Regions from separate parts of the Homo sapiens genome. Here all the other regions are linked to region 2. The links are chromatin loops, found by intact Hi-C in ENCODE. Cell type or tissue: PC-3. All regions are shown on one strand. Links, peaks and the distances in the headings refer to the core of each region. The heading gives the core; the rest is flanking DNA. Region 1 holds the start of SERPINB7 (serpin family B member 7). Region 2 has its middle 20 kb from the start of SERPINB3. Region 3 has its middle 7.9 kb from the start of SERPINB13.

Region 1 (11,250 bases), core at 1,442-9,441, 94 kb before region 2:
TTTAAAACCATTTTCTGATTTTTTTGGAATGCAAAGTGTGATTATCAGAGTATGTATCAAGAACATGTACAAGACTTTTCAACACATAGGCCTATTTCTTCCTAGAGAACCCAGGGTGCAGTAACAAAGTGGAGATTATCTTCAAATTCATGATGTTGTTTCTGCAATACAGACGGTTGCTACCACCATGGAATTCTTCAGGGATCCACTTGGGTAATTTTTTTTGCAGAATTTCTCCTCAACTCAAATTGATCTCAAAATAGCAGTTGGGGTTGTCTCAGACTACATGAACTTACATGAATTCTCCAAATTATTCCTCATGAATGTCCAATGATATTACATCTGATGGTGTGGCAGGTGCCAGGTGTTGCAGATGCCAGGAGTCACAAACCCTTAGGGGACTTCATCCAAGTCTCAACCCTGTTGCTAATAGTTGTGTGAACTGGGTCAAGTCTTTAATTTCTCTGAACTTCTAAGTTTCATCTTGTTCAGTGAGATGATCTATGTACAGGATCTAGCATAGCGATTCTCAACAGAAAATCATGCTTCCTTGTACCTTTTGCTCCATAAGAAGAGCACACATAGGCATCTGGGGACTGGCATGTTGTGGGTGAGGAAGGGGGTCACAAGGAGGGAGAGCCATGCAGTCTGAAAGAAGAACATTCTAAAATTGCCATTGTGTTGGCTTTGTCACAGTTGCAAATACTTAAGGCCTTTTAAAATTGTAAATGAAATTAAAATAAGTTTTTTAACTTTTATTATGTCAAATGGGAGTTTGAGTTAAAAAATTAAAAAAAAACTTTTCTAGTACAATGCATGATCCAGAGTAGACGTTCAATGAGTTGAAGCTGCTGCATTTACTATTCTCTGTGAAGTGGTAATAGCCTGTTCTGTCCTAAAAGACAGCAAACATTTCCAGAAAGAATGTCCCTGAGGGACCCATACTCTGCTCTTTGGAATTCCAAGCACAGAGAACACCACTGAGGCATGACACCCTACATGATGCTGTTTTTCAGGGTCAAATTCAGCTATATAGAATTCGTTATAAGTCATACTCCTCAGTTACACCCTAGGCACATAAGGTGAGAAAATCATTCACACCCCACATATCTTTACTCTAAGAAAGAACACCTATGTTCTTTCAAAAGTTACCCAGAAAAAAATGTATGTTGATTTTATATCTAATCCAAGCAATCCCGGGTAAAAAGTTGTGGCAATTGTGATTAAAGCTACAGGAGAAACTCTTTGCAACAAAGGAGACGAGAAACAATGAAAGTTAGGACTAGGTATACAGGATGCGAGTTGGCAGGAAAAGGGCAGCTTTATACAGTGAGTGATACTAGCAGTGCTAAAGGCCCTCAAATGTTTAAGGGATTCAATTCATATTTTTGACCTAAAGATAAGTATTCCTTCTAAAATATGAAAAAATAAGATCAAAATTAACAAGTTTACAATTAAATATATGAAAATGAAATCTATGCTGATTTTTCTATTTAGTATTCATAAGAATTTCATTAATTTTAGAAGGAAATTGTGTGCTAGATTCTCTCCATCCTAAAGAATTTCCAAGGCTTCATGCTGGTTGCCGAAAATCAGACAGTAGTAAATGAAATGAATTGTTCTTGGGAAAGTAACTTCAAAAGCAAAGTCATATTAATCCTTTCAAAGTATTTACAGTGAAAAATATATTTAATAGAAGATTGGGTGTATTTTAATGTTTTCATAAAATGTGAGTTAGAGTTTTTAAAATAAGACCTGAAAGGTTTTTAAATGACCCTGTTTAGAAACCTGCTTGCACGGGCCAATGGGGGTCTGGAAGCTATCATTTCCCAAAGTGCAAAAATATACTTTAAGATACATTTTTCTTTGTTCAAGTTCCAATTCTTCTTGTTGTTTTACAAATTATGCCTTACTATTTTATCCTTTGGGGCAAAAAAAAATTATACTTTTGAATAGTATTCTTTAATTACTTTCTAAGCACCAATCACAAATTTTCATTTTCTAAAATTTCAGGCTTCCTATTTCCATGGTAAATTATTGATGAAATTATAATCTTATTGAACAAAAGAGAAGCTACACAAGAATGTATTCATTCAGGATACAGAGTACATAAATGTTTAGCTTAGGTAAGTTTTATGGCAGAGAAACCATACTAGAAAAAAAAAATCACGACAGAGAAACATGAGCCAAGACATTCCTAGATAATTATGAATTCTCAAGTCATAACTCTTAAAATGATAGGTGATACTAACTAGCATATACTTTAACATTCTTGTACAGACATGTTCATGTATGCTTAAAATAAATACCAAAAAGTATGTTCCATTTCACATAATTATTTTTATTATCTTTCTCTATGCAGGTGCACTGTTTAAGTTCCAGGAATAAAAGTAAGATTTGTTTCTCCTCTTCTGATATAAAGTCTGATTCTTATTGGCAAATAAACAATTATATTTAAGACTGAACTGATTGTTTTATACCTCCAAGTTTTCATCAGGTGACACATAAATAAAAATTAGCATGAGACCAAAACTGTGATTTTTCCTTTCCCTATAAATACTTTCAAAGCAACTTAAATAGATAAAACATTAACAAAAATAAACTAAGTTCAGGCAAGCCACCAACAGCCACCAACAGCTACCAATTGACTTGAGTCCCAGTTAAATAACTAAGGAAATTGAAAAGGAAAACAACCACATTAAAGCTACCTAAAGAAGATGTCAGTGTGACACCACCCAGTATTTCATTGTCTGGACATGGCAATGCAGGAAAGTTCTTTTCAAATCATAAAAGAACTTGGTTTTAAAGTCTGATTTTTCATTTTGCTAAAAATATACTATATTCTTATGTTTCTTGCATAAATATTTTAGCTTAACAAACAAGCATGCAATTAATTTATAATTTTAAAGTTAACACAAATTAGCACGTACTCATGGATGTTTTTACATCCCAAACTTCAGACTTGAGGGTCTAAAAGTCCATGGCAGCCTGAAGCCTATTTGATTCCTTATGGTCTATTTCAATCTGAGAACTTTTTTATCCCTTTCATCCTTTAGCTAATATATTATTAGCATCAAAACAACAATAAAAATAGATATTTTCTCACTAAACCTTCTTTTTAAAGTTTAATAAAAAGCAAAAAGTAGTTTTTAAATAAAGCATAAGAAAATTCAGGCACAAAACACATTCAATAAAACATAAAGTTATGATACTATTTTATGGACCTAAACTTATTACACCTAACTGATAAATTATGTGCCTTAAATGCTTGATAAAAGTATTATCTAGTCTTAGGATACTTTTGCCTGTATATAGAAAATTAATTATAGTTCATGACACATTATTTTTTAAAAAAGCTTTTATATTTACTGAATTAGGATATACATATAGGAAAGAAATGAATAATCCCTTGAATGTGATTAATTTTTATTCTTATCAATAAGTCAAATACGATGCTATACAGATACTCTTGGAAGAAATATTTTAAAATCTTTGTATTTCTTTTAAAAACATAGTTTCAAATTTTGATCAACCTCTAATCAAATTAGTATATTATGCACTTAAAAGAGTTCAATTCTAATCTCAAAATCTAGTATATTCCAACCTATAATGCCTTAAATAAGAACACAGGAAATATAGAATCTAGATTTGCACATAATCCCTACTTATCTCTTCAAAGATGGAACACAAATTTTTCAGCTGGCATCCGATTCCCATGCCATTCTCCCATGACACCACTTAAATCAGTCATAGACAAGCTGTAAGGTGGAGAAGCAGACAAGAGGACCATTATCCGATCTGGATGTTGTGTGATGAGTTTAATGTCTCAGACACAAAGTAACCAAGATTTATTTCTCTCTCTCTCTCTGTGTCTGTGTGTGTGTGTGTGTGTGTGTGTGTGTGTGTGTGTGTGTGTGTGTCTTTTTTCAAAGGATCTGGCCAGACTTTAAATTATGGACTTCAGAAGTATTTACCTTACTGTCTTCATAGAGGAAGTTGGCCGCTGGTTGGGTGAGTCTGAAAGAGTTCTTTGCATTACTCTGAAATATAAAGCCTCTGACTCAGACACTCCCTACTTTTTTTTTTATGATGGCCATGATAGTTTTAAATAATGTCATTAAAATAAATATATTCAGATGCTTTATAGAGCAATTTAAAAGAAGTCTGTAGAATATTAGCTATAGCTCTAATTCAAAGTAGTCAAATAGATATTTTTAATGAATCAAATTTTAGCATGAAATGTTATTTCATTTGATATTTAGTATCACATAGTATTTTTATGTAGTAAATTTAGATATCCTTACATTAAGGCACAACTGGCACTTCTTACATGTGGAAATGTAGTTACTGATTTTTGTTATTGTTTATTTGATTCCTCCCTGCTCTGATTTTGGTATTTGATGAATATGACCGAGCCCCACCTGGAATAATTCATATTCTGACATCTATAAATTCAACTGTCATAGAGGAGTAGCACTGCAGTCCCAGAGAGGTGAAGAAAGCAAAGTGCTATAGAATAGAGTGGGCCTTTTCTCATCCATAAAATAAAAATTCACACCAATTACATTTTCATTAGTACACACACACATATATATATGTGTGTGTTGCTATGTATGTGTATAATCACTAACATGGTATTTATGCTGTATTTGGGGAACATTGTATTTAAGGGAGGCAGGTGAGCTGTCCCTCTCAAGAGAAGTAGGGTTGTACCTCACATAGTGTTTCTGACTTTATCTTACACATTATTTCCCACAAGTGTTTGCCCATACTGCCTTTATTTTCGTTGTATGATTAATGCTAAAATTGAGTATGCTGACTGTTTGAAGCTCTCTAAGGTGAATATGCTATCAGAGAGAGAGATGCGTTAGAATATATTGAACACATGGAGAGGGATATCTACCCCCATCAGAAAAGAAATACATTAGTGATAGGAACTTAGAAACCAAATAAATATCCAAAAAATGAGCAAATTTGATAATTATTAACTCCAGAGAAAGCTTACATTGTGAAAAGTATATCATAGTACACTTTATAGATCAACTGTGGATAAAATTATCATAGTCTTAATGATTTAAACCCCCCAGTCCTTGTTAGACGTCCATTGGGACCCACTTCTTCCCTTTGTCTACCAGAGCTTCTCACAGACCTTGGTTTATCTAGTATACCCAAAAACTATGCTTCATACCAGGACATGGTCTTTCAATTCGCACTATCTTAAGGCACACAAGAAGGTTTCTGACCACAAAACTCTACCCTCATCTTCTCAAGACTGTCTGAAATCACCACAGCAGTAGCCATCAGCTCCCACGCCACTGATAGAAGTAAGGTTTAGAAGGCAAATAAATCAGGCACGAAAGAATACACACAGTAAGATGCCCTTCATGAAAAGATCAAACCAGACAAAACTGTTTTTTAATGGATGCTTACATGGGTGGATAGACTAAGCCACGGATATAACTGCTTTAGTTACCCCTAGTGGGTGGGGAGGTTTTGTTGGTGAAAGAATGGGGAGGGAGGTTTTAGAGGTTCTGGTGATGTTCTATTATTAAATTGTATGCATCTATTGAATTCATCTTTATGTAGCTACATTATATTTCATTATTTTAAAACTCAACAGCAACAACAAAAAAAACATGAAGCCAAATGACCTAATGCCTCTGGGATAGGGTCATGGCGCATTGTGTATAACTGATAATTGATCTATTCCTGATAGCAGGTTTTGATGGACAATGGGCTGGGACACCAAGCCAAGGATACACAGGCATCAGTGAGGTAAAGAATAGGATGCAAAATAAGTCCAAGACTGACTGACATGGCCCAAGGAAGAGACCACGGGTCACAGTGTTCTCTCCAGCAGAATCCAAACCCAAGCACATTTGTGTATGGTGATAAAAGCTGCCCCACCAGAAAAGCATCCCTCCAAGGAGGCGACCTGGAGAGATTTCAGGCCTCTGAGCATGATCATTGGCCATTTACATCTTCCTTGAGATTCGTTAGTGAACTTACCTCTTGCCTACAACAGAAGATAAGAGCAATAATGTAAATCAATAATTGGATAAGCAAATCAACAGTGTACTCACGCTAGCATCTGATACCCAGAAGCAGTGATGGGAATCTGGTCTCCTTTCTCTAGGTGATCTGTTCTCACTCACAAAGAAAATGTTTCCACACTTCTCAAGACTGTTGAGCCCTAGGTATTTTCCCCCATGCACTTAGGAAGGTGATGAAGGAGAGCTTCGAAGGGAGCCTGTTTTACCACTACCTAATGAACCAAAGTCAGCATTTCTAGACAAAAATTTGTTCTAAAATTCTGAGAATTCAGTTTTAAAGGCTGTCCAAAGGTGCAGCCTGCACTCTGCACAGGCAGCTGCTTATTGATGAGTAGACCTGGCTTCTGGGATGGCTTCCCTATGACTCAGAGCACAGCACTGTCTCTCAAGAATCTTATAAGCATTTAGGTTTTGAACCAGGTTTCAAAATAGTATCTGACTAAGGTGGTTGTTATGTAGTTCATTCAGTTTGTATGTGAATCAGATTTCAGGAGGCAATATTCCCATCTCTGTTTCTTATAATGACAATGGTTTTAACATAACCATAAAAACAAATTTCAGAATCAACAGTATCTGTCAGCCTGGGTCAAAACATACTCTTCTGTGAGAAACACACAAATAGACTAACTAGACATCAAATCAACTAAGGCAAGATAGCAGTGACAACAGTGACTTGGTGAGTTTAGGGTGCCATTTTATTGCAACTTGCCACTCATCTTATAGCCTAATTTCTTTCAACCCTATCCTGTGTAAATTTCCCTAGCATAATGACCTAAAATAGAATCTCACACAATGTTTTTTATCATTCTCCAATCTCAGATTTTCATCTGGACCTCTAACCTTTTGAGCTGGCTTCTCTTTGTACTGCTTTCCATCCTTCCCTCTTTTTCTCAATTTTCTCTGGCTTGGAATTTTCCAGAGAAACATTTGCCCTGTTAGTTATTGCAACTGGCTTCTCTAAATGCTTACCTGAACTGAGCAGCTTCAGATAGGAGCTGAAACTTGGTGTGTTCATTCATTCTTGTCATCCTGCCAGCCTCTCCTCCACCCTTCTGATCTGGCAATGGAAAGCCACGTCTGCACCACCCAGATCCTTCCTCCTATAATACAGGCTAGAGTTTGTTAAAGTGGGTTTGCACTTTGAAAAGTGACCAGGTGTAGGGAAAGGTAGGTTGGGCCCAGTTGGTTGCCTACACCTTTGCCATCAGAACATGCCACACAGGGGCAAAAACACATTTCAGTTTCTGGCCGTAGCATCATGAGGTTGAGCTGTATGTTGCACCTACCTTCACCTGCTATGCATGGAAATGACTGCAAGCCTGGTCCTTCTGCCTGAGTGTTTTCAAAAGTACAGCCAACATTTATCCAAGTAACTGGGTTCTCTATTGTAAAAAGCTATTGGAATTAGAAGGTACCATCATCTTACAGTTGCTCGCCTCTCAATTTTGTGCAATTTTGCCTCTTTCCCAGGAAGAAGGGGGTCCTGTTAACTTATCCAAAATCGAATAAAGTAGTTATTGCTCACCTCCATGATTGTTTATGAGTAGAATAATCATAGAGAAAAGTAAAGTTGCAGAAAATCCCTGAAATTTAATTTTGATTTAGCAGTTGTGGTGAACTTTCTGAAGGAGAAGGTTGTTGTTAATATAAAAAAAAAATGAGCCTACAAATGGATTCCCTGTTCTCCATATTCTAATTGCAGTGTTCATAGGCTGAATATTTTGAATCCCATATCCTTTCTATTTCTTACCTACTGAGGATATAAAGTACTTTCAAGTGGTGAAATGGTCAATAGGTAAAAGGCAAGGGACCCACGTGACACACATACTGGATAATCTTCTTGGAATTACCAAGAGTCATCCATAATTAAGGCTCTACTCACCATTGTTTTCTTCTTCACATTAACTCAGACATCCCTCCCACTACTGTGTTTGCAACAGTTGATTTACAATTAACCAATCCCAAAGTGACATAAGTATGAGAAGAAAGCAGTCATGTGGACTGGCGTGTTACATTAATTATTCTCCCTTGCCATACAATGATAATCCAAATTTCCATTGGCCTTGCCAGTTCATGCATATAGATGAGGAAACATGAACTGTAATAACCTACATTTTACTGTCTCTTGTCCTCACTTACCCAGGGCTGAAGAGGGATTTAAGGAAACTACTAGGGATTAATTCAGGATTACACGAGGTGTCAGTAGAGAAGGCTGTGAACTCTGGTTACATAGAGCTCTGTAGTTAGGCTGAAGATATAAGAATTCTTTGGTGACCGAATACTAATGGCGAGGGCATGGTAAGGGGTGCTAGATTTAGTGTAGTGCCCAGAAAATGGAAATGACCTGGGAATACTTAATGTTCCAAATTAGGGATATTCTTTGCACATCCTAAAAGATATAAACCTATTCCCTGGAAGCTGATGTCATTTGTGTTTTATTTGTTTGCTTGATATGGTTTTTGTTGGTCCAAATTCCAGACATTGAAATTTTTATATAAACTCTGTTTACCAAATCTAACCTTTCTAATCTATCTATTTGAAGAAAATCTTGTAGTGGCAAGTTCCATGGCTTAATTGCAGATTCTATCATGTGAATTCATTCTAAGTGATTGCATGTTAGGTCTATTTTTACTTCTTGATGTATTCTTTGTCGTTTTACTGTGGGCAGGACACAAAGGAATTCAGTTACTCTATGTCTCTTGTTTACATGTAAATATTTACCCTCTCTTCTCTTTTTGCTATAATTCCTCCTCCTTCTTCTGATTCTCTTTTACTTTTGACATGAATAATCGCAGCTTTCACTTGGCAATAAATAACATGATATAATATTGTCCTTATGCATTTAAATGAATGCAATCAGCGGAACTTCCTATCATCTCTCTGATCAGAATTCCAACTGCAGGAGGCCTTGTTGGTTTCCACTTATTTGTGCTACATCATTTCATCACGTTGTCGTGGCCCCAACCAACATAATAATAAATGGAAAATTCTTGAAGAATCACTATTGTTATCAGTGCTACCTTTTCTAGTTAAACCTTTTAGTTCTATGAGATTCATGAACAAACACAGGGAGGTTTTCTAAACAAAATCCAAATCTAATTTTAGAAGCAAATTAAAGTTCACTTTCTACCTCAGGATTTCAACTTCCCAAAGAAATGCAGTAATTGGTCCCATTTCACCTCCTAAATTATTTTATCATCACGTTTTGAATGTCATTATTTGTCATGAAAAAGTAAATATTCTAAACCTTTAAATTTATTAAGCTTTACCTTGACCAGTTTCAGTGGCAAAGTTAAATATAAATGATGTATCTAATTTTCCTACAAGCCTCTATTTTCTTATCCTTTAAAATTATTGTTGGGTTTGTAAATGGGAGCTTTAAAACCTCTACCTATATTCTTCCATTTGCAGAGTGATGCTTAAATCCTCACTTTAATTTTAATTAAATATGCAAATTCAGTGGCCTTGAAAGTAAATATATATCCAATTTTTTCCTTTATTAATAGATAGATAGATAGTAAGCTAAAGGAAACTTTAGACATTATTTAAGTTGAAGTCTCCCATTTTACAAATGAGAAAAGTAGGACTCAGAAAGTTTGTGTTGTGTCTTTCTCAAATAAGAAGCAGTTGATCCTCTCCCTTCTCCCGCCCTCCAGCCTCAAGTGTACGCTTATTACCTAAGAGAGGAAATAATCTCTATACAACGTCCCTGCCGACATGCAGTTTACCTGTATAACAAACCTGCACATGTATTCCTGAACTTAAAATAAAAGTTAAAAAAAAAAAGAAGCAGCTGAAATAGATCCTAGGGTGCCTATGATTTTTTTTTTCCTTTTTGAACCATGAAGCCTTCCTGATCATTTCTGGGCTTGTCTCCCACTACATCCTTTTAAACTTATCCTTAGAAGTCAGAAGACAATATGGCTACTATCTTGACTTATTCATAAATATCCCCACAAAATCTGCTTAAAAAAATCACAGTCCATCTGTTCTCATAAGGGTCTATGAGAAACAGAGAATCCCATATATAACCTTATCAAAAACAAAAGTAAACCCTTTCAACTCAGAGTAGTTTCCTGACTATTTTTGGAGTAATAAATTTCCAACCCGTGCGAACCCTTAGAAGGATGCCTTTAATTTACGGGCAGAGGTTGCAATAGCATGTATCAATTCTGTCTTTAAGAAAAAAACAATATGTTCTGTGTATGTGAAACATATAAGAACACATGAAATAAGTATAAGCTAATGGGAAGTCTAATAAGATTAGGAAACTATTAAAAGTTTATCTTATTGTGGTCATTTCATTTACAATTCTATCAATCATTATAAATAAGATATAAAATAAAAGTAAAACCTGAGAATAAAAACTGGGAGCCACCAGGATCCAGTCTATGCAGGAAACCATATTCAAAGAAAACACAAATCCCATTTCATTCACTTAGGCTTCCTTGAAGAGACCTCCCTAAGGATTTCACAAAGCATGCCAACATCGAAAGTACTTCCTACATTCTTTTAAAATATTTCTTCCCATCCCCGAACTTTCACTCACATCAGCAACTAAATACCTTTCGTCTCTCTTCAAATGCAGTTTCCTCACAACAATTATGCCTCCCTTTCCCTTTTGTCTCTTACTTTCTTGTACATGTTCACATTATCCCCATTCCTAAAGCACCCAGTGCCATGTGACCTACCCACCCCACCCCACCCCACCACGCAAACTGCATGCACATCTTTTGGAAGTTCAGTTTTTCTTCCACTCTGGCAACATCTCAGACTATCAGCCCCCTTTGTTCCAACGAAGATGAATAAAATTTTATGGAATCTCTCTGTGTGAGTGTGTGAGTGAGTGTGTGTGTGTGTGTGTGTGTGTGTGCATGTGCAGACTGGAAATAAAATAAAGTAAGGTTGTAAAAGATTTAAACAACATAATCATTATGTTAAATATGAATCTATTGAACTCTATACCCTAATAGTAGAGAACACATTCATCTCAAATGCCCATGGCTCATGCATAGAAATTCATCACATATAAGTCACAAATAAAATATCAGTAACTTTAATAAAGGAAAAATATTACAAACAATACTCTCTGATCACATTTAATAAAACTAGAGTTTACTATCAACAACAGCAGAAAAACTCACATGTTCCTTCACATGGACAGTAAAAATCCTGTCATTAATTCCTGAGTAAAAGT
Region 2 (11,250 bases), core at 1,086-9,085:
CAAAAATGTCCTTTAATAGTTGAATGGGTAAACAAACTGTGGTACATCCACACAATGGAGTATTATTCGGCACTTAAAAAAAGATCCGTCAAACCATGAAAAGATATGGAGAAACTTTAAATGCATATTGTTAAGTGAAAGAAGACAACCTATGGCTACATACTGTGTGATTCAAACTATGTTACATTTTGGAAAAGACAAAACTATAGAGAGCATACAAAGATCAGTAGTTGCCAAGGGTTTAAGGTGTCAGCCTAAAAAAGAAACATGCACACACTAGAGAAAGTTATTCTTTAAATATGTTATAGCCTGGAATGCATGGAATGGCAAGCCACGAGTGCATTCAAAGAGGGAAGGTTAAGGGAAGCTTTTTAGCAAAAAGAGATTTACATAAGCCACTTAGAGATTGGGTTCATCTGTTCCAGAGGTTCAAAGCTGGAGTTGTTGTTAGTTCATTGTTGGAGATGCTGGGAAATTGTTCCTCTAAGAACATCTTGTCTGAATTAGTGCATCATAAAGAATTTCTGGTAATAAACCTTATCAAAGCAGGAGATGCATCAAGGATGAGAAAGAGGTTTTAGAAAGTCCTTTGAAACAGTTCTTCTCTCAGACGTGTCAGCATGAGTCTCCTCTCCTTTGGGTCTTCCCAGACCTGATTTGTCTGGGTCTGACAAAAGTGATTTCTTCCTAGTATCTGCAACTTTCACAAAGTCATGGAAATGGATTGGGAAGGGGTAAATAGGTGGAGCACAGGGAACATTTAGGGCAGTGAAACTTTTCTGTGTGACTCTATAATTAATGGTGGATAGAAGTCATTATACACTTGTCAAAGCCCACAGGACTATGTGACACAGAGTGAATTTAATGTAAACTATGGACTTTAGTTAATAATCAGATATCATATGGATTCATCAGATGTAACAAATGTACCACAATAATGCAAGATGTTAATAATAGAGAAAACTGTGACTGGGCAGGGTGGAGGCATTGTATAGGAAACCTCCGTACTTTCTATTCCACTGTTCTATAAACTTAAACAGCTTAGTTTAAAAATAATAATAATGATGTTGTGCTTTTTTCTGGGCTTAAGTTTTTTTCTTGTTTTTTTCTTTTTTTATTTTTGAAACAGCGTCTTTCTTTGTCGCCCAGGCTGGAGTGCAGTGGCGGGATCTCAGCTCACTGCGGCTTACACCTCCCAGGTTCAAGCGATTCTTCTGCCTCAGCCTCTCAAGTAGCCGGGACTACAGGCATGCACCACCACACCTGGCTAATCTTTGTATTTTCAGTAGAGATAGGGTTTCACCATGTTGGTTAGATTGGTCTCAAACTCCTGACCTCAGGTGATCTGCCTGCCTCAGCCTCCCAAAGTGCTGGGATTACAGGTGTGAGCCACCACGTCTGGCCATCTGAGCCTAAGTCTTAAGAAGACCTGATCATTTCAATTCATGCTCTTAGGAGTCTATAGTCACCATTTGAGTCTTGCTGGAGAAAGCATGTGAAAAAACCACAAGGAGGGAGCAAGTGGAAAGGAAGAGGTCCTGAAACAACAGAGAAGAATCAAAGAAACAAGTCAATCGGGAGAAGCACAGCCTGCTCGTTTTCCCAGTTGAGCCATTGCAGCCAGCCTCGAACTATTCCAGAAATTCTAGCAGAGGTACCAGGCATGTGAGTGAGTGAAGGAGCTTTCTTGGACCTTCTAGCCCTAGCAGACACAACGCAGAGCAGAAACAAGCCATCTCCACTGTTCTGTTTGAATCCCTGACTCACAGAATTGCATACAAGTAAAATGGTCGTTATATTAAGCCACTTAGTTTTAAGATTGTTTATTATGCAGCAGCAGGTACGTGAAACACCAAGGAAATTTTTAACAATGTTCAAGAAAAGCTGATATTTCCTTTTGTTTCTCTTCCCTATAATGTTTGGCTCTATGCAAGTGGAAAAAAGAGTGTGCTTTCGTGTTCTGTCCATTCTACCAGAACTTTAGCTGAAGTCATTAGGAAAGGTGTACCTAGTTGAGATAACTACTCTTATAAAATCCTTTAATATGGAACAGAGGGTGGCAGGAGGCAGCCAAATGCCTAGGCAGATAGGGACGGGTCCCCGGTGAAACCCCACCTCCAAGCCAAAGACAGTTTAAAGCCTGAAAGCCAAGCTACAAGTTAAATCCTCAGACCAGATTGAGAACTTGTTTTCCTATTTGGCATGCTTTCCTCTGATTGGTCCCCACCCTTAACCTATTTTACATATACCTACCCTTTCCTAATTGGTTTTCTACATTGTCATGCCCACCTTTGAGTGGTGTCTTCACTTTAAACTTTTTTGCTACTCACAAACCAATCAGCATGCATTCCCCATTCTGAGTCCATGAAAGACCCTGGACCCAGCCACAGAGGGACTTTCACACCTTCAGGTAGGGGGACCACTCCCATGTTCCCTCTCCACTGAAAGCTGTTTCATCGCTCAATAAAATTCTTTTCCATCCTCCTCACTCTTCAGTGTCCTGCGTATCCTCTTTCTTCTTGAGTATGGTACAAGAGCTCAGGGATCGCTGAATGTGGGTACAAGCTATAACACAGGCAAGTTGGGGCATGCCAGCATGGCTGAGTGGGGCCCAGGTGGGGCATTGCCAGCCAGAGATCTTCAGCTTGCAAAGCAAGCAAGAAGAAAAATCCTACATCAGAACTTTATGAGGGAAATCAAGGATTAGCTGATCTCATTCTGTGGAATGAGCATGTTTAGTTGACAACATACCTGTGCACAACAAAGAAGGGATGATATATAGTGGTTTTCAGCCTTCATTCCTAATTCTTTCTCACTGTAAATTCATCAAAAGCCTTAGTTGGGTATCCAACAAATATTAATTGATCATCTATAACATGCAAGGTACTGTTCTAGTGTAACTGAGTTATCCCAATTTTTCTAAGAGATATAGAATGAGGTTTTTTTCTCTTCTTTTCTCTTTCCTCCCTTTCCCCAATTCCCCCACTTCTTACTTAGCTCTTTAGAAATGCAGTTAAAACCATTTACCTTCCCTTCAACAGGCAAAATTATCTAACCATGTGCTTACTTAAAAGCTCCAGGGCAGAAATATCTCCCACCAGGAGATTGCCTTGAGAGACAATAGTCAATTTATAACCAAAAGTATGCCTGCTACAAAATTCTCTCCCACCTGGAGAGAATCTGGAGACAAGACCACTCTACAATCTAGTTCTGACCATGATGGTGCCAGCTCAACCACCCAGTAGGTCAAATACCAAAACAAGTCACATGGACTCCCCACCAGCTCACTCCCTCCCTGCGTGCCATTCATGCCACATTCCCTCTTAAAATCCCCTGCTTTCTGCTCCAAAAGTGAAGCAGTACCCTTAAGGCAGGAAGCCTATACTTCTTCCCCTAAGCTAGCTTTGGAATAGAAAATCACGTTCTTTATACCAGACCTCATTCTTGTGCGCTGCACTCTGCAAGCAGTGAGTGACTGCTTTGCACTAGCATGATGCATACAGCAAGGAATACAGCAAATTCCCCACCTTTGGGATCTTCCCTGCACGGATCATGTAGGAAGTGGTGGGATGGGCTGGGCTGGGCTGGGCTGGATCAGATCGATTTTGTGACATGCAGGCTTTATAAACCCTCTTTTGCCACAGTTTCAGAGGGGTCCTAATGCTGCTGTTATAAAAATAACTAAATAATAAAAATTAAAATTGAGAAGTCCATGTTACTCGTTTATTATAGAAAATTCTGAGTTTCCATCTGCAATTCAGATTTTTAATATAGTGTCTTCCTCAACTGTCTTGAAAGCTGAGTGATTTCTTCCACAGCTGTCCAATCTCTGCGGCTAGTTACCCTTTGTCCTAGGAAACCATTCTCTTGTCACCTACAGACCCTGAAGCTTCTGTCCGGAAAACATAGTTTCTCACTCAGCTGCCTTTTTGCCTATATATTGGCTAGAGCAGCAGGAGATTGAGTCTGTAATGAAATGGAAAGCCCATGTGCCCAAATTAGGCATCTCTGATAAATGGAACCCCATTAGACTCCTCCTCTAATGGCCACAGATCCTGGGTTTTAAAACAGTATTGCTGGTTTGACTTACTAAGGCTGATCAGCTTCCTGCATTTCTCAATCTTACAAAAAATCACCACCCCTCCACCCTAGCCTGTCACCACCCTCTGTGTTCCCATGCTCCTTAAAGACTGCATTCCACAGTGCTTGCGTTAATGGGGTGGAGAGGCAAGGTTCAGCTTCTCAAAGAAAGGCTTACTCAGAGAATACACAGATCAACTGTTGGGAGTTCCTATCCATTTGCCTTGTTGTTTTTACAACCTGTGTACTGAATAATGCTGAGAACAGTAAATAGTGAACATGATATGTTGCTGTTATCCGAGGTTTGTGTGTACAATAGAGTCTTATCTGAGAATTTATTGAGAGAAAAAGAAAAGAGAGAGAAAGAAGAAAGAAAAAAGGGAAGAGAGAAGGAAAAGAAAGAATGAAAGAAAGAAAGGAAAGAAAGAGAGAGAGAAAAGGAAGAAAGAAAGAGAGAGAAAGAGAGAAAGAAAAAGAAAGAAGAAAGAAAGAAAAAGAAGGAGGGAAGGAAGTAGGCAGGGAGAGGAGGAAGGAAGGGAGAGAGGGAGGGAGGAAGGGAGGAAGGCAGGCAGGAAGGCAGGCAGGAAGGCAGGCAGGAAGACAGGCAGGCAGGCAGGAAGGAAGGAAGGGAGGGAGGGAGGGAGGGAAGGAGGACTTTTTCAGTGCTGAGATCCAAAAGGGAGAATCTGGAACAGGGAGGGAAAAAAAATGTTGTTGGTTTTTGTTAGTTCTTATTTTGTTGGGATAGGGAGGTGGTATCCAGATCACAGAGTAAATGCTGGGTCACACAACAATTTAATTAGTGTAATCTTGTTTAGAGAGATAAATATAAAATATTTAACAAATCCACTCATAAAAATAATTCAAAACAGAGTACTTGATTTAATAAACATAGAAATACTAAAAATGTATATAATATACCAAAGAAGGAAGAGTGAAAGGAGCTAGAAGTCATTGTGGAGGGATCAAAATGGAGGCATAAAGAGATGGGCAGTGAGGGAGGAGAAGGACGAAGGCAGAAGAAAGGAAGATGCCAGAGCTAACGGGAAAGAAAAAGTGTGTCAAACAACAGGCTCCAGTAGGAGCAGGGTTGTGGGAGATCAAACTTGTCCTCCATGATTGATTTCATCGAGGCCAGACCACTAGTCCTGTTTTCCAGGCAATCTTGGGAAAATCCTCTGGCCTCATATTTTTCAGCTGCAAATCAAGGCAGTTGTATCTAATGCTTTGCTGGAGTCACTTCTCTGACCTGGTCTTGCCCCATCTCTGAGGCCTAAAGGTGGCCCTGTGAGTGGCCAAAGTTCAGCAGACCCATGAAAGCACTTATACTGCTGTTTGTTCTGCTAAATCATTAATTAGCTTGTATTTTTTTCTCCCTCAAAGTATGTTTTGTAATTTACGCTTGCTGCTTTTTCTTCTGAGGTCCTTTTTGGGTCCAAGAGTCTATGATTCTGGAACCAACAGCTATCTGATTACCTGATTCTCACAGCTTTTAATGTCAGCCCATAGACTCCAGGAAATGAGATACTGTGCTATTAAGCAAGCAAGAGAGTCTATAAAGCATTGAATCATGAGATTCTGTAACTGACCCAGGTACAAATGCCAGAAGACTGGTCTTTTGCCTGTCTGTTTTACAGGCAAGAAACAAACAGAATTTCTTCTTCCAATTACATAACACAATGAATAGAGACAAGATGACACCATTTGTAGTTCATATTTGCTCAACTTATTAAAGAACAAAAGCTCACGGAATCACTGGAACTTGCCAATGAAGGCAAAATAGTGCAAAGACTGCCAAGGTTTTTAGATTTATTGTGTTTAAATAATGGTCTCAGATTTCCTGGGCACCTTCACACAGAATCAATGTTGATATATTTGCACATTGACTAAACACATTTGATGTCTTGGCCTCTCAAGTTACTTATTTACTTATTTAATGTGTATTCATGGGCAGATATTACCAAATGAGTGGCTGAGCACCATGAGCATGGACTCTGGTCTCATTTTACTTTTCATCTTTTACATACCCTAGGACTATACTGGTATAGAGTAGTGTACAAAACAGACTTGATTAATTAGTGATATTTTAATACATGTGTACAATGTGTAGTGATCCATTCTGGCTAACATTCGTCACCTCAAGCCTTGGTCATTTCTGTGTGTTAGGAACATTCAAAATCCTCTCCTCTAGCTTTTTAAAAATATGCACTAAATTATTGGTGACCATATTCACCCTACAGTGCTATAGAACACTAGACTTATTCTACCCATCTAGCTAATACTTTGTACCTGTTAACCAACCTCTCTCTATCCTCCCCTACCTTTATCCTTCTCAGCCTCTAATAACCACAATTCTACTCTCTACTTCACTGACCTCCATTTTTTTTAGCTCTCACACACAAGTGAAAACATGCTGCATTTGTCTTTCTGTGCCTGACTTATTTCGCTTAACATAACATCCTCCAGGCTCATCCATGTTGCTGTGAATAACAGGATTTTATTCTTTTTTAAGGCTGAATAGTATTCCATTGTGCACAGTTACCACATTTTCTTTATCCATTCATCTGTTGATGGACGATTAGGGTGATTATACGTCTTAGCTATTGTGAATAGTGCTGCAATAACATGGGAGTGTAGGTGTCTCTTTGATGCACTGATTTCCTTCTTTTGGACAAGTACTCATCAAAACAAAAATTTTAACTAACACAAATGAAAAGAGTGTTACATAAGCCTTCCCTCCTGGCTTTTCTTGCACTCAAACCTGAATGCTTTCTTCATTTGGAAAACTTCAAAGGAGGTGACTCAGAAGCTTCTTCTCATCCATCATTCAAACAATCAGGTATATTTCAGTATGTTCTGATATTGCAAGCTGATCTTTTCTTAACTCAAGCTTTTGAATATTTTTGTTTAAGACTGCTCTTCAGAGAATATACTACCTCCACTTTCAATAGCTGTATAAAGACAGGCTGACTCAGGATGGGAAGGACAAGTCCCAGGAAGGATATTTTCTGTTGGATACAGATAAACTGTTGACTAAGTCTGGACTAGACTGTCCATGCACTCTCAAGCACAGTTAAGACTCATGGGGCCATGTGCAGTGAGGCACCTTTGCCCTCTCATCTGCTGCTGGTTCTCACACAGCTGAGGATTCGATAGGGTAAATTACCTACCGGCTCCCCCTCCTGCTTGCCTTTCACCTTCAGTCTCCTCTTTGCTGGGCATCCATCACTGTGCTTCCTGCTACCCAGTCTTGGAGTTTCTTGTGGCTTTGATTCTACCTTGTATATATTTAATTACTTAATCATTAATGTCTTTTATATGTTTAATCATTTTGTTTAGCCCTATTAATTACATGAATGAAAATATCATATTCTCTTATCTGAAGCTGTTGGAAAGTTGAATCTTTCTGTTTGCTCTGTTCACTGACGCAAGTCTTGGGAGATCACCTCCTCCAGTGTTTTGCAGTATTACATTTGGAAGCTTATCTTCAGAGGAAGAATTCTGTGCAATCCAGGCTGAGGAAATGCTCTTCGGAGGAGTTTTGTCTTTGTTTTTGTCAGGAACTCGGGGGGTATATCATATTGTTTTTTATGTCAGTTTCTTAGCTTGACAGTTCTCAAATTAACTCAGTAATATAAATTCAAAACTATGGTATTACAGTCCCATGGATATAATTTTTTATTATTTTTATTATTATTATTATTATTAATTTAAAGGTCAGGCCAAGATAATAGTGTGCCCTTTAAATCTTTCTTCCATGTGGTTAAATTATTTTCCTAATCCAACATTTCACCAAGCATGTTGCTCATTAAAGGCTCCAGTATGATGCCGTTTCTCTGTTCCAACAATTGGCTTCATAGACCACTTTTTGAATGTTGGTGTAGTATAAAAAAGAAATATCTGTAAGGCACAGTGGCTTACACCTGTAATCCCAGCACTTTGGGAGGCTGAAGCAGGTGGATCACTTAAGCCCAGAAGTTAGAGACCAGCCTGGTAACATAGTGAAACCCTGTCTCTACAAATAATAATAATACAAAAATTAGCTGGATGTGGTGGTGCACACCTGTAGTCCCAGCTACTCAGGAGGCTGAGGTGGGCAGATCAAGGCTGAGGTGGGCGGATCACTTGAGCCCAGGAGGCAGAGATTGCAGTGAGCCCAGATCACACTACTGCACTCCAGCCTGGGCACCAGAGTGAGACTCTGCGAAAAAAAAAAAAAAAAAAAAAAAAAAAAGAAAGAAAGAAGGAAATATCACGGTTAATTGAAAAGGCTTTTATGAAAATTCTCCTTTAGGCCCGGCGCAGTGGCTCACACCTGTAATCACAGCATTTTGGGAGGCTGAGGCAGGCGGATCACAAGGACAAGAGATTGAGACCATGCTGGCCAACATGGTGAAACCTCATCTCTACTAAAAATACAAAAATTAGCTGGGCGTGGTGGCACGTGCCTGTAGTCCCAGCTATTCAGGAGGCTGAGGCAGGAGAATTGCTTGAACCTGGGAGGCGGAGGTTGCAGTGAGCCAAGATCGCGCCACTGTGCCCCAGCCTGGCAACAGAGTGAGACTCTGTCTCAAAAAAAAAAAAAAAAAAAAAAAAAAACTCCTTTATTTTCAAACCACATATCTCTGTGAAGCCATATATTCTTCAACCAAAACAACATATTGCAACAGATTGAAGGCACATGCAGATACATAAATCTAGCAAGACATAATTACACTAAATCAAACATTAAAGAGATTTGTAAAAATGTAAAACAATGCCTTTTTTACCACTATTTTTTGTATACTGGAAAACATAGCTTTTTAAATTAAAAATGTGTCATTTACATTAACATGCAATGGTTGTAATGTTTTTTAATATTAAGATGTTATTTTATAAGTTTATATTTAAACTTTTTCTGCTTAAATTTCTGATGGAGTAAATATCATTAGAAAAATGCACATAAACAAAAGTTCTTTGAGATTTCCTTAATAATTCTGAAGAGCTTAAAGGGGTCCTGAAACCAAAATGTCTGGGTACCTGCTGTACTGTACATTTCTGCTGCATTTAGTATGCTGAACATTCTCTTCTAGCTTTCATTTCTCTTCTCTCATCTTCCTCAGTGCACCATTCCAACTCCTTTTCCTCTTTCCAACATCTAGTTTTCCCCTAGTTTTCATCCTTTGCTTCCTTATTATTATATTATGTCTTCTCTCTCTCTGGGTGACCTCCACCACTCACATTATTTTAACAACGTCCCAAATAGATGACATCCAAATATGTATCTGTAATCTGATTATTTTACCATACTCTGTACTAGCAAAACCAGCTACCTACATCTTGATGTTTCTTAAAAAGCTAAACTCAAATATTCCCAAACTGAGCATGTGAGTGAATGGTACCATCATTAAATCCTACCACGTAAGTCAGAGATCTGTGAGTCATCCTAGATTCCTTTTTCCCCTACCTCCCTCATCCACTACCAAGCCCTGTAGTTTTTGCTTCTTAAATATTCCTCCTTCCGTGGATTGCGTTAGCTCAAAATCTCATGACCTAGATACATTATTGCAAACCTTCCTAATGGGCTTCCTATTACTCCCTGTTACTACTGGTCCCTCGTTTCTCAAAAAAAAAAAAAAAAAAAAAAAGTCTGTAGTTATTATCCTGAAATACAGATCTATTCATACCACCCACATGCTTAAAACTCTTCAGTAGCTCCCCAGGGCCTTCAGAAAAAAAACTCAGGTCTTTCATCATGACACAAGAAGCCTTCATTATTAGGCAATTTTTCCTTCCCAGTCTCATCACCCTTGTGAGTGTCTCTTCCTGCATTTCTTGCTTTAGCAAAACAGAATTATTTGCTTTTCCCCATCACAATTTGCGTGTCTCCTCCCTTTGCTGTAATGCATGCCATCTCAGACTTAACCACTTGTTGAGCTCCTATTCATCCTTTAAACCCTGAGAAGTTCTTCCCTTCCTCTGAAGAGTCTTTTGGATTGCATGAATGTCAGTTCCTGGTTTTTCTATTTGTATTATAGTTGTGCAAAATATTGTTATTGGGGGAAACTGGTAGAAAATTTCCTTATACATTTTTTGGCAATTTCCTGCTAACCTATAAGTATTTCCAAGTTTTTTAAAGATGTTTATAGATACTTCCCATTTTATCACACCAAATATTAGAAGATGTGTATTCAAGAGTTGAACTTTGATAAAATCTACAATACTTATTGCTTCATCAAGAACATTCAGAAGTGAAAAATGACGTTTTCATATATGTGTGGCAGTGAGGAATCCATGGCTACCAGCCCAGTTTGGAGCCAACATGCCCTACCTCATGCTAAATTACAGTAGTCCTAGCCATCACTTTTGCACCATCAGCACAAATCACAACACAGTGGAAAAGGCAAAAGTGTTTTAGTATTATTATAAAATTGGTTGTGTTCTTGTGGTCTCAGAAACTCTCAGGGATCCACAGATCACACACAGAGAATCTCTGATGGGAAAGACCAGGGTAAACTTAAGCAAAAACTATATCATTAAATAAGTCCACATTCTTTTTCATAATCAGATGAAATTGCTTCCTTCCCCATGCTATTGAGGAACGATGTTATTCTCTCTCCCATGATCTTCTCCCCCTTAATAACTTTAGGGATGAGGAGAGGAATCTTCAGCCTTGCTGTTGCCTTAAAGTGAAAAAGCCAGAGCCCTTTCTTGTCCCCAGGAAGTCTTGTGCTGTTGAAGTGCTATTGCAGCCACTGCCACACGGTGTCACAGGCGGTGTGGCCAGCAATGTGCTGCACCACACCAAGTTACAGGTGATCTCTGAAACCTTTGCCCAAGAACACGCTATAACTTTTTTCTATTTTTATGAAAAGCATATATTCCTTGCACATTTCCAAGCTGATAGCTAAAATGTTGCCCATAATATAAATAATTGCAGATGATTTAATTCAGGCAAATTGTGAGTTCTGTTGTTTTAAAATAAAACAGTTCCATCATTCTTTACATGCATGCAGTGAAATCTAACCATGTGAGATCCACCATCGTTAATAAATACACATGAAAAACCTATGAAATACACATGAAAAACCTCTTGAACATTCAGATATTTTACATCATTCCTTTTACCTCGGTGTTATATTTCCACTTCACTTCCTCCAAAGAATTTTCTTCTAATTTAATATACTTTTA
Region 3 (11,250 bases), core at 1,747-9,746, 100 kb after region 2:
CCCTGTCTCTACTGAAAATACAAAAATTAGCCGGGCGTGGTGGCACATGTCTGTAATCCCAGTTACTCAGGAGGGTGGGGCAAGAGAATCGCTGGAACCCAGGAGGTGGGGTTTGGAGTGAGCTGAGATCACGCCATTGCACTCCAGCCTGGGCAGCAAGAGCGAAACTCCACCTCAAAAAAAAAAAAAAAAGAAAAAGAAAAAAAAAGACAGCTGCCTGAGTAAGACTAACTTTATAGTGCCACTTCTCCTCCAGACCTCCCCCACAAGATTAGACTGAAGCCAGTCTTTAGCAGAAACCACATGATTAACATTTCCCCTTGCCTTGTTCTGCTTCTTTCAAACAAGCATGCTCCCCATCACGCTTTTCCCAAAAATTACCTGAAAAATCCCTGTCTTTAGCTCTGCTTCTAGGGTGCCTCACCTATGACAAAAGTGTTGTGATATCTAGCCCAAGCCCTCATTATTTTTGCTTTCCAAAAATTTATTTGCAACCTTGCATATATTCTCTTTAGATAAAATTTTTAATTAGTTTATCAAGACCTATGAAAAACACTTTTGGGGTTTAGATCGGGACTCTTTAGAATTAATATGTTAAATGGGAAAATTTTTCATCTTTACATAATGAGCAAGCGGTATGATCATCTTACATGTCCTTCAATAGTTAATAGAAAGAAATCACGGGGAGAGAGACAAAGGAGAGAGAGAACCAGTTTTCTCTTTGTGATGAAAAACAAAACAAGCATGTTCACCGCCGCTGCTTCCACTCAAAATTGAACCAGAGACCCTGACAAGTGCAATAAAGCAATTAATTAACTGATGAATTAGATAATTATTTAAAAGGTAAGATAATTTAAAAAGAAAAATAGAATCATTCACAGAGGAATTGAGGTAAATGTTATGAGAATTAAAAAGTGAGTTTAGCAAGATTGCTGACTACAAGGTCAATATAAAAACTCAAGTGTTTTTAATATACTAGCAACACACAGTTAGAAACATTTTTAATATATTATTTAAAAGAGTATAAAAAAGCTATGTGAGGCTGGGCATGGTGGCTCATACCTGTAATCCAGCACTTTGGGAGGCCGAGGCTGGCAGATCAGCTGGGTTCAGGAGTTAGAGACCAGTCTGGCCAACATAGCAAAACCCCGTCTCTACTGAAAATACAAAAATTAGCTGGACGTGATGGCATGCACCTGTAATCCCAGCTACTCGGGAGGCTGAGGCAGGAGAATTGCATGAACCAAAGAAGTGGAGGTTGCAGTGAGCCGAGATAGCACCACTGCACTCCAGCCAGGGCGACAGAGCCAGACTCCATCTCAAAAATAATAATAATAATAAGGTATGTGAGGTAATACTATGTTAATTAGCTAGATTTGGTCATTATGCAATGTTCTATACTTCAAAACACCTTGTATGTGATAAATACATATAATTTTATGTCAATTGTTTTAAGATAATGAAAAAAGCATCACGTAACTAGTAAATATGAAAGATGTTTAAGACTCCATATAGAAAAAGATTAAACATAATTTAGAGAAATTAAGAAGACTGAGTAAATAGAGGGGTATATTTTATTTGTGATTTAAAAGACTCAATATTGTAAGGATGTCAATTTTCTCAAAATTAATCACTGCAATCTCAATCAAAATCTCAGGAAGCTCATTTTTTCAAAAAATTGGCCAGCTGATTCCAAATTTATATGAAATAGCCAAGGGCTAACAACAGCCATGACACTGTTGAAAGAGAAGGAGGAAGAGATAATACCTGCTCTGTCAGATAGCAAGGTTTATTATTAATTGTCAGAATGGTTTTTGGCAAAGGATAGATCAGAACAGAAGCCCAGAAAAATACTGATGCTCGTGTGCACCTTGATTTTGTTCAAGCTTGTTGCAGAGCAGTGGAGAAAGAATGGTCTCTTCAATAAATTATGTTCAGTTCATTGGATAATTACATGGGGGAGAAAGGAATCTTAACTACTACGTCACACCATATACAGATTTCCATTCTAAATGGATCACAGAGCTAATTGAAACACAAAAAAGCATTTACAGTAAGAGTAAAAATTAACAAACTGGACAACACAAAATTTAAAAGCTTTTATTAATCAAAAAACACTATCAAAGTTGGAGATACATATATATCCAAAGTTGGATATATATAGATACACCCCATGACCTAATAATTTCACCCCAGATATTTACCCAATATAAATGTGTGCTCATGGGCACCAAGAGACATGTGCCCATAGCAGCATTCATAATAGCCAAGTACTGGAAACCCAAATGTACATTAACAGCATAACACGTAAATAATGGTATGTTCACACAGTGAAATCCTACACAGCAATGACAATGAATGAACTAAAGCTACAGGCAAAAAAAAAAAAAAAAAAAAAAGATAAATATCTCAAACAATATTTTGAACAAAAGAAGCCAAATGTAAAAGAACGCATACTGTATGATTCTTTTTATACAAAGTACAAAAGCAGACAAAACTAAACTTCAGTTTACCCCTAAACAACACGGGGTTAGCGATGCCAACCCCCCTCACAGTTGAAAATCCAGGTATAATTTTTTATTTTTATAATTTTCTTTTTAGAGATGGGGTCTCACTATGTTGTCCAGGTTAGATTCTGGATTTGGGCACCTGGCTTCCAGCAATCCTTCCATCTCAGCTTCCTGAATAGCTGGGACTACGTGCATGCATCACCGTGCCCAGCTTGTGTGTGTGTGTGTGTGTGTGTGTGTGTGTGTGTGTATTTACCCTTCACAATAATATTTTAACACAGCTATTAAATATTTGTCCTTGATTACAAGAATACATGTTCATGATATATAAAACTTGTAGAAAACAAAGGAAGCATGAAGAGGGCAAAAAAATCACCCCTGGTTTACAATCAAAGACAAAGATTACCAACGTATAATTTTTCACTCCACAAAAACTTAACTACCGATAGCCTACTGTTGAACAGAAAACTTACCAATAGCATAGTCTATTAAATCATATTTTGTGTGTTCTATGTATTACATACCATATTCTTACAATAAAGTAAGCTAGAGAAAAGGTAATGTTATTAAGAAAATAAAAAAAGAGAAAATATATTTACTATTCATTAAGTGGAAGTGGATCATCAATAAAGTCCATTCCCGTCATCTTCACATTGAGTAGCTGAGGCGGAGGAGAAAGAGGAGCGGTTGGCCTGGCTGTTTCAAGAGTGGCAGAGGCAGAAGAGGTGGAGAAGGCAGAATGGGAGGCAGCAGATGCATAGACTTGGTGCAACTTTATAGAAATACATCATCATTTCTGACTTTTTTTTTCTTTTTCATTTCTCTAAAGATGTTTCCACGTGGTACAAATCCTGCTTCCATAATTTGCTTTAGCTTCAGTGCCTGTGTTGTCAAAGGGTCCATGTCAAAAAAGAATTTAAAAGCAACCTTGAGTACTCACAAACTTTCTGCCAGATTGTCTAATGTCAATTTGTTTTCTGGCACTGCTTCTTTTATGTCTTCTTTCTCACCATCTGGAGCTGGTTCAGAAGCACTCATCACCATAAAATTGTCTTCTGTTAATTCCTGTAGTGTGGAATCTATTTACTCTTGAATTTCCCCAAGATCCATATCTTGAAATCCTTCATCCCCTACCTTTTGTGTGTGTGTGTGCCGTATCCACAATCTTTTTCGTCGTTTCCTTGATTGGTTCTGTCGTAAATCCCTTGAAGTCATGCACAACATCTGTCTTTTGTTTTTTGTTTGTTTGTTTGTTCGTTTGCTTGTTTGTTTCTTCCTTTTTATGGAGAACGGGGTCTCGCTATATTGCCCAGGCAGGTCTCGAACTCCTGGGCTCAAGCTATCCTCCTGCCTCTTGCCTCCCTGAGAGCTGGGATTACAGGCGTGAGCCACTGCTCCCGGCCCATGCACAACATCTGGATGCAGTTTTCTCTAGCAGGAATTTATTGTTTCAGGCTTGACAGCTGTCATGGCTTTTTCTATAACAATGATGGCATCTTCAGTGGTATAATCCTTCCACATTTCCAGAGTGTTCTTTCTACTGGGGTTCTCTTCTACAGCGTTGGCAATACTTTCCATGGAGTACTGTGTGTAATCATTTAGAGGCTGAATTAGAGATACTGTGTTTCATGGCAAGGGGACAACTTCGACGTCTTCGATGTTAAACTAATGGGGTTCTAGGTGACCAGGGGCATTGTTCAATAGCAAAAGAATTTTAAAAGTCAGTCCCTTTCTGGCAAAGCACTTCCTGATTTCAGGGACAAAGCACTGATGAATCAATCCAGAAAAAGAATTCTCATATTCCAGGCCTTCTTTTTGTACAACCGAAAGACTGGCAGCTGGTATTTGTCTTTTCCCTTCAAGTGTTGGGGGTTAGTGCTATCTTATAAACCCAACTGTATTTGTACAAAACAGTAGCATTAGCTTATCCCTTCCTGCCTTAAGCACTGATGCCTGCTTCTCTTTCTTACTAATACATGTCATTTACGGCCTTTTTTTCCAGAATAGGGCACTTAGATATGCTTCAAAAACATGGTCAAGTAGATATCCTTTCTCCTCAATTATTTTCTTATGGCAACTGGGAATTTGCTGCCTGTTGGTCATAAAAAATGTTATCTTGATATTTTTAAGCCAAATCTTTTTCTGAAATAATCAAATCATCCTTTACTGACATTAAATTATCCAGCTTTAGATCCTGCACCTTCCTCTTGCTTTAAGTTGTCATACAATGACTTCGGTTTTTCTCTAATCATATTAGAGTCTATAGGTGTGCCTTTCTTATAGTAATTCTGCCCCCATATAAAAGCTGCATTTTCAATATAAAATGAAAACGTGTTTCTCAAAAAGTGTAAAGTTTTCATATCTGCTGGTGTAGCTGCAAAGACAGCTTTACGCATTTCCTTTTCTTTTTTTTACAATGGTCCTGATACTGGGTTCATTTATCTTGAAACGGTGGGAAAATGCAACTGCAGACCTCAATCTATGGTAGATATCAAGGAATTCAACTTTTTCTTATAATGTTATTGCTTTTCTCTGTTTCTTGGGCACACTTTCAGCATCACTGGTGGCACTTCATACAGGTCCCATGATGTTATTCAAGCTGTATGGTATTGCACTAAACATGATGAAAAATACACAAGAACTGTGAGAGATCACTTTTTATTGTCATACACAACTTACTGGACAGATGAGCTGCTCAGGCAGAGATCATTGTCCTCACACTGTGCTTCAAACAGATACTTGCAACACTTGAGCTCACTGTAATAGCAATAGGAGTTGGCTACGAAATTATTACAGTAATACACTATGTACTACAGCTAATTTATGCAATTATGACTTAACATTGCATCTTTACTTTTGTTCTTGTTTCTTTTAACTGCAAGTAGCACCAAGTATGACTATCTGTAAGTGTTCGTGTGCACAAGTTTTGATACATTTTAATTTTTTATAATAGATTTGTACATATGTTATGGGAGTAAATGATAAAATAGGCTAGTACCTACATATACTTTATGCCTTCGTTACATACCTAACTTTTTCTTAATATTTTTGGTATTTCTAGACTGTACAGCAATTTGAAAAATCTGTGATTTGAAAAACCTGCAAGTTTTTTCAAATTGTCCCAAATCTCCAAAATATTTTCCAGTATATTTTTTGAGAAAACTCTGAGTACAAGCGGATCCATGCAGCTCAAACCCGTGTTGCTTGAGGGTCAACTGTATAGTGCTGCAAGTTAGCATATTTGTTACATATTGAAGAGGAGGTAGAAAGTAATAATTAAAAAGGGATGTAGGGGGAATTTTAGAGCAATGGTAATGTTCTATTTTTTTAATCTGGGTGGTGGCTCCATGGTTGCTCACTTTGTGATAATTTATTGAGCTATATGTATACATTTTAATGTTTCCATATTTGTGTTATTCATCACAAGAAAAATAAATTTGTTCAATTTATTTATAGATATTTTATCATTTTGATATTCTTGTGAATACAGTCTTTGGGTTTTCCATTCATTCATTCAGTCAGTCAATCAACAAGTATTTCCTGAGCATCCACTATTTGCCAGATATTGCTTTAGGTACTGAGGTAAAGCAATGAATAAGATGTAGATGTAAAAGGTCCAGTCTCTCATTAAATTCACATTCTTTGGGGGTGATACAAACAATAAATAAACAAAAACAAGATAATCTCAAATAAAATTAAGTGCTATGAATTGAATAAGGCGTTGTGTTGGTGAATAGTTATTACTGGTGTATAAGAAAAAAAAATTTGGATATCTAGCAAACCATCTTGAAGAACATTCTTTATGGTAAATTATAAGCTTATTCGCTTAGATTTTCTAGAAAGATGACCATAAAACCTCTGCATAATGGTTTGGCCTCTTTTTACCAATATTTATTCCCCTGATGGAACTATTCTTCAGTATAATGGAGGACACCTACTTTCAAATCTCTCTGCACAAAACTCAGATGAACAAGCATAGCAGTAAGACACCATTTTAAAACTGCACTTCACTGTACCGACAGAAGAGGGCACTCTTTCACCAAGAAAACAGAGTATGGCCCCCGACTCACCTTCATAAAGTTGCCTGTCCTTTTCAGTCCAAAAATCCTGCACATTTCAGTATGAACAAGAAAAAGTACCAAACAAATATGTAAAATTACTATACAAAGAAAACGGTGAAAATTAAAACTTTTAGCCATGGAGATACTACCCAAGAAATCAATCATGAGGGAGAATAAAGCTGTAGTGTAACACTAGCTTATGAACTAAATATTGTTTGGAAAGAGATTGCGAATATGAAGAATGCTTCAAGTCATAATTTAAAAAACTCAGAATATATATGAATAACAAAATAACCACAGAAAGAAAGTACTGTAATGAGCTATGTCTGAATTAAATAGAAATGATGGAAATAAAAAAATCATCTCAGAAATGGGCCTAGACTACCAGTTGCCTACAGGAGAAAGTACAATAAAGAATATAGAGAAGAGAAATAAAAATAGCCTAGAGAACAAAAACAAAATAAAGAGAGTAAAAGCATAAAAGAATGAAATAAAGACAGGCAAAGAAATCTAAAATATGTGTAACCATAGTCTCTGAAGTACAGAAATAAAACAGTGGAGTAGAAATGATATTTACAGCTATAATCCAAGAAAACAGTTCAAAAATAAAATAAATCCCAAATCTGTACATTGAAATGGCCTACAATGTAACTAGGAAAATTGACCCTGAATGATAAAGTCTAAGACATATTCTGGAAAATCAGTCTTAACATCTGCCGAGAAGAGAAAAAGAGGGAAAGAGAAGAGAGAAAGAGAATGAGAGAGAATCAAGTCAATATAAAGTAAAGAAAGCAAGTTAACATCAGACTTCTTGAGAACAACATACAGACCAGTGGAACAATAAAGAGATTCCAAGTCCAAACCAAGAATTTTATATGCCAAAAAGTATTCTTTCATGAATGGTCTTTCAAGACCATAAAGAAACTATGTTAAACAGTCAAGAACTTAGAGAATATTGTACTTGTTAGCCCTTCTTGAGAAATCTACCAGAGGATGAGCTTCATCCAGTAACCAAAAAAAAAAAAAAAAAAAGATTGAAGAAGAAACTTTAGCAAAAGACTGACAGCACAAATATATTTTATTATAGCTCTAAGACTAAAGCAAACATGTGAATAAGAGTAGGAAAGTAATATATAAATGTTCTATGTTTTATATGGGCTGCCAAAGTAAAAAAAATGACAATAAAGTGAGAGGAAATGCTAGAAAGAAATTAGAAGGTAGAATATAAATCTGTTGATTATTAGGCAGTAGATGGGTGTCAAAAGACATCACTTAAAAATGATAAAAGCCTAAGTAAATAAAAGAGTACCGTGAGGCCATTAGGTCATAATATTGTATAAAAATAATGTCTAGAACAAAAATACAAACTTTCCTAAACATCACAAGGAAAAATTAAAAAGAGAAAAAATTGTAAAATAACAAGACAATACGATTCTAAAGTTCATATGGAAAAATAAACAAACAAGAATAAATAGGAAACCATTGCAAAGGAAAAGCAACAAAGCTTCCATAATTAAAACACTGATGTTGGTACATGAATAAACAGACCAAAGGAAGAGGCTAGTAAATCCATCAACAGACCTAACCACATATGGAAATTGAGTATATGATAAATGTGGCAACTCAAATCCCAAAGGGAAAGATAGATGTTGTTGTCGTCGTTGTTGTTTAAGATGGAGTTTTACTCTTGTCACCCAGGCTGGAGTGCAATAGCGTGATCTCGGCTCACTGCAACCTCCGCCTCCTGGGTTCCAGTGATTCTCCTGTTTCAGTGTCCCGAGTAGCTGGGAAACAGGCACCTGCCACTATGCCCACCTAATTTTTGTATTTTTAGTAGAGATGGGGTTTCACCACGTTGGCCAAACTGGTCTCTAACTCCTGACCTCAAGTAATCTGCCTGCCTCAGCCTCCCAAAGTGCTGGGATTACAGGTGTGAGCCACTGCGCCCAGCCGATAATTTTTTTTTAATACAGCTTATCACCCCCAAGACTAGGGAGTGTCTCCTTCAAGAACTAACCCAAGTAGATTAATTCACAGCCCTGGCTGGAGGTAAGAGGTAGATGTTTTAATAAGTAGTATTGGACCAACTGAATAGCCATTTGGAAAAAGATTAAAATAGTATTCATATTTATCTCATGCCAAGTAAGCTTCAATTGGATCAGAGATCTAAATTTTTTAAATGAAACTATACAGGTAATTGAAAAAAGTGTGGGTAAATACCTTAAAACCTGGAAGTGGGGAAAACCTGATTTTAAAAATTTAGAAGCAATAGAAGAAAAGATTGGTATATTCAGCTTATAAAAAATTTTAAAGTAGAGTTAATAAGCAAAGTCAAAGAGAACTGACAAACCGAGGAAAGGTTTATGCTAATTCTAATACAAAGGGTTAATCTTCCTAATACATAAAAATCTCTTAAATCAAGAAGAAATGCACCTACATAAATGTCAAAAAAAGAACAGACATAACACAGGGAAAGATATATAAATGACTGAACATGTGATTGCATGCTCATAAATTCACTCAAAACAAGAGAAATTTAAATTAAATATATACTACTATAGTATTTTTTATCTATCAGTTTGGCAGACACCCAAAGCCTTTATGACATTCTGTGGGTGTGGATGTGAAGAAATAGGCAGATACATATTATTGCTAATAGGAGTGCTATGGTGTAATCCTTAAAACCTGGATTTAGCAATAGCTAAGAAAATTATATATGCAATTGTACTTTGGCTCAGCAATGCAACTCCTGGGAATTTACCCTAAAGGTATACCTCCATAAATACAAAATAGTATATATCCCTCTCTTGTTCCTAAATTGTTGGTTAGTGTCATTATTCTTTTTGCCATAACTCTAATTTTTTTAAGCTTTTGTCTTTCACTTTTTACATTTCTGCCTTCGTCTTTATTATTTTTACCTTTATTTGGGTTTGTGAAGCATGTTGTTCTTTTTTCAAAATTCTGGAGGAAAAAACAATTTATGCATTTTAATTATTTTCTGTTTTCTAATAAATGAAATAAAAGTTTAATTTTTTCTCTGTGTAATTTTTTCTACTTAAATTATTGATCACTAGAAAAGGTGTGTGAAAGTTATTCAATATTTTTGTAGATGTTTCAATTTCTTCTTTTACTTATACCTCCTAGTATTTTCGAAGTATGCTATTAGGTGATATTACTTTTTAGTTTTAACACATGGCATCTTTTATCAAACTGAAATATTTATCTTTGTTCTTATAACTGTTTTGGACTTTGGGTAGAATTTTTTTCGATGTTATTGTTGTTATTTCTGCTTTTCTCTTTTTAATACTTCTCTAGTGTCTGTTTTTCTCTATCATTATTTTAATCTTCTTGTTTTTACTGTTTTAGAATTGTGTCCTATAAATTGTCTATAAGTAGATCTTTGTCTTTTTAATGCAGTATTTCTTTAAACTGGCCAATTTAAGACATCCACATTTCTTGAGACTGGTCATATTTGGACTTATTTGCTGTCTTGTTTTATGCTTTGTACATGCTATGCTTTCTTGCTTTTTTTTTTTTACATTCCTTTGAATTTTTTCCAAGTGTTTTTCATTCTTTTTCCCTCTACTGTTTTGGAGATTATGCATTCTATTTCAATCTTTGACTGGTTATTGTTTAGTTTAACATAAATATTGTATATAATTTTTAAATTAATGTCCAGGGTTAGACTATTTTCCCCATCACCCCCTGAAAAGAACAAGAACCCCAGAGGTTTTATTTCCTTCCTTCCATTCTCTCTATAATTCCCTTGGCACTCCTCAAGCCTACTGTCTTCTACCTCTCAAAGTGAGATCATCTAAGTTTTAATTCTTAAATTATTATTTCTAATTTAATCTTCAATCATGTTTTACTCTGTTTTTTTGCATCACTGCTACTCATATTCCATACTTTTTAGCCAATTCATTTAAAAAAATTTTTTGGAGCAGAACTTCTGGTCATTCCTTTAGGTTAAAGTTTTCAGATAGTAAACTTAGAGTGCTTGCTCATGCATCTTGCCCTCACACTTGAATAAAACTTTTTATGGGTAAATATTTCAGTTTACAGTATTTATTTCTCCCAGAACTTCAAAATATTCTTCTGTGTCTTCTTGTAGGACAAAGAGAAGCTAAACTCTATATGATTCTCGTTCCAGTTTATAAATTTGAACTTTTAACACAAAAGGCTTTTAGAATATATTATTTTTGCATTTATCTTCTTTAATTTTGCCACAGTGTGGAAGTGTGGGTTCTGAATGGGCCCTTTCAAAAGAGAATGCATGACTGTTTTCAATTCTGTACATTTTTTTTCTTATTTCTTTGAGTATTTCTATTCTTCAGTTATCTCTCTGTTCTTTTTTCCTGAAATGCTCCTTAATGAATGTTGAAACCCTTTAAACTGCCTTACATGATTTTAACATTTTAAGGTGTGTTTTGTTTGTTTGTTTGTTTGTTTGTTTGTTTGTTTGTTTTTGAGACAGAGTCTCACTCTGTCACCCAGGCTGGAGTGTAGTGGTGCAATCTCGGCACATTGCAATCTCCACCTCCCAGGTTCAAGTGATTCTCTTGCCTCAGCCTCCCAAGTAGGTGGGATTACAGGCATGCCACCATGCCCAGCTAATTTTTGTATTTTTAATAGAGACAAGGTTTCACCATGTTGCCCAGACTGGTCTTGAACTCCTGGCC

What was found. A loop is a pair of places that touch in the nucleus more often than their neighbours do. Peaks named below come from ENCODE experiments on the same cell type or tissue, not always from the same donor. Only the 100,000 strongest peaks of a DNase experiment are listed, where the experiment ranks them.
Region 1: a loop joins it to region 2, with 3 times the contacts of the local background. A loop is called at or near these places in 2 of 110 quality-filtered maps.
Region 3: a loop joins it to region 2, with 2.2 times the contacts of the local background. A loop is called at or near these places in 5 of 110 quality-filtered maps.

What each region holds. Positions count from the first base shown.
Region 1 is chr18:63,770,550-63,781,799 of GRCh38, reverse strand. It overlaps SERPINB7 (serpin family B member 7), which reads right to left and starts at 6,382. Exons shown (of 8, transcript NM_003784.4): 1 at 6,084-6,382. In PC-3, for the core only: no CTCF peak of the experiment used is centred there; DNase peaks (open chromatin) are centred at 3,999 and 6,439; H3K4me3 peaks cover 5,448 bases; H3K27ac peaks cover 7,424 bases.
Region 2 is chr18:63,676,306-63,687,555 of GRCh38, reverse strand. No RefSeq gene overlaps it. Among named protein-coding and RNA genes, the nearest start is that of SERPINB3, 20 kb to the right of the region's middle. In PC-3, for the core only: no CTCF peak of the experiment used is centred there; DNase peaks (open chromatin) are centred at 4,215 and 5,815; H3K4me3 peaks cover 1,086 bases; H3K27ac peaks cover 5,834 bases.
Region 3 is chr18:63,573,854-63,585,103 of GRCh38, reverse strand. No RefSeq gene overlaps it. Among named protein-coding and RNA genes, the nearest start is that of SERPINB13, 7.9 kb to the left of the region's middle. In PC-3, for the core only: a CTCF peak has its summit at 6,563 (motif pointing right); no DNase peak of the experiment used is centred there.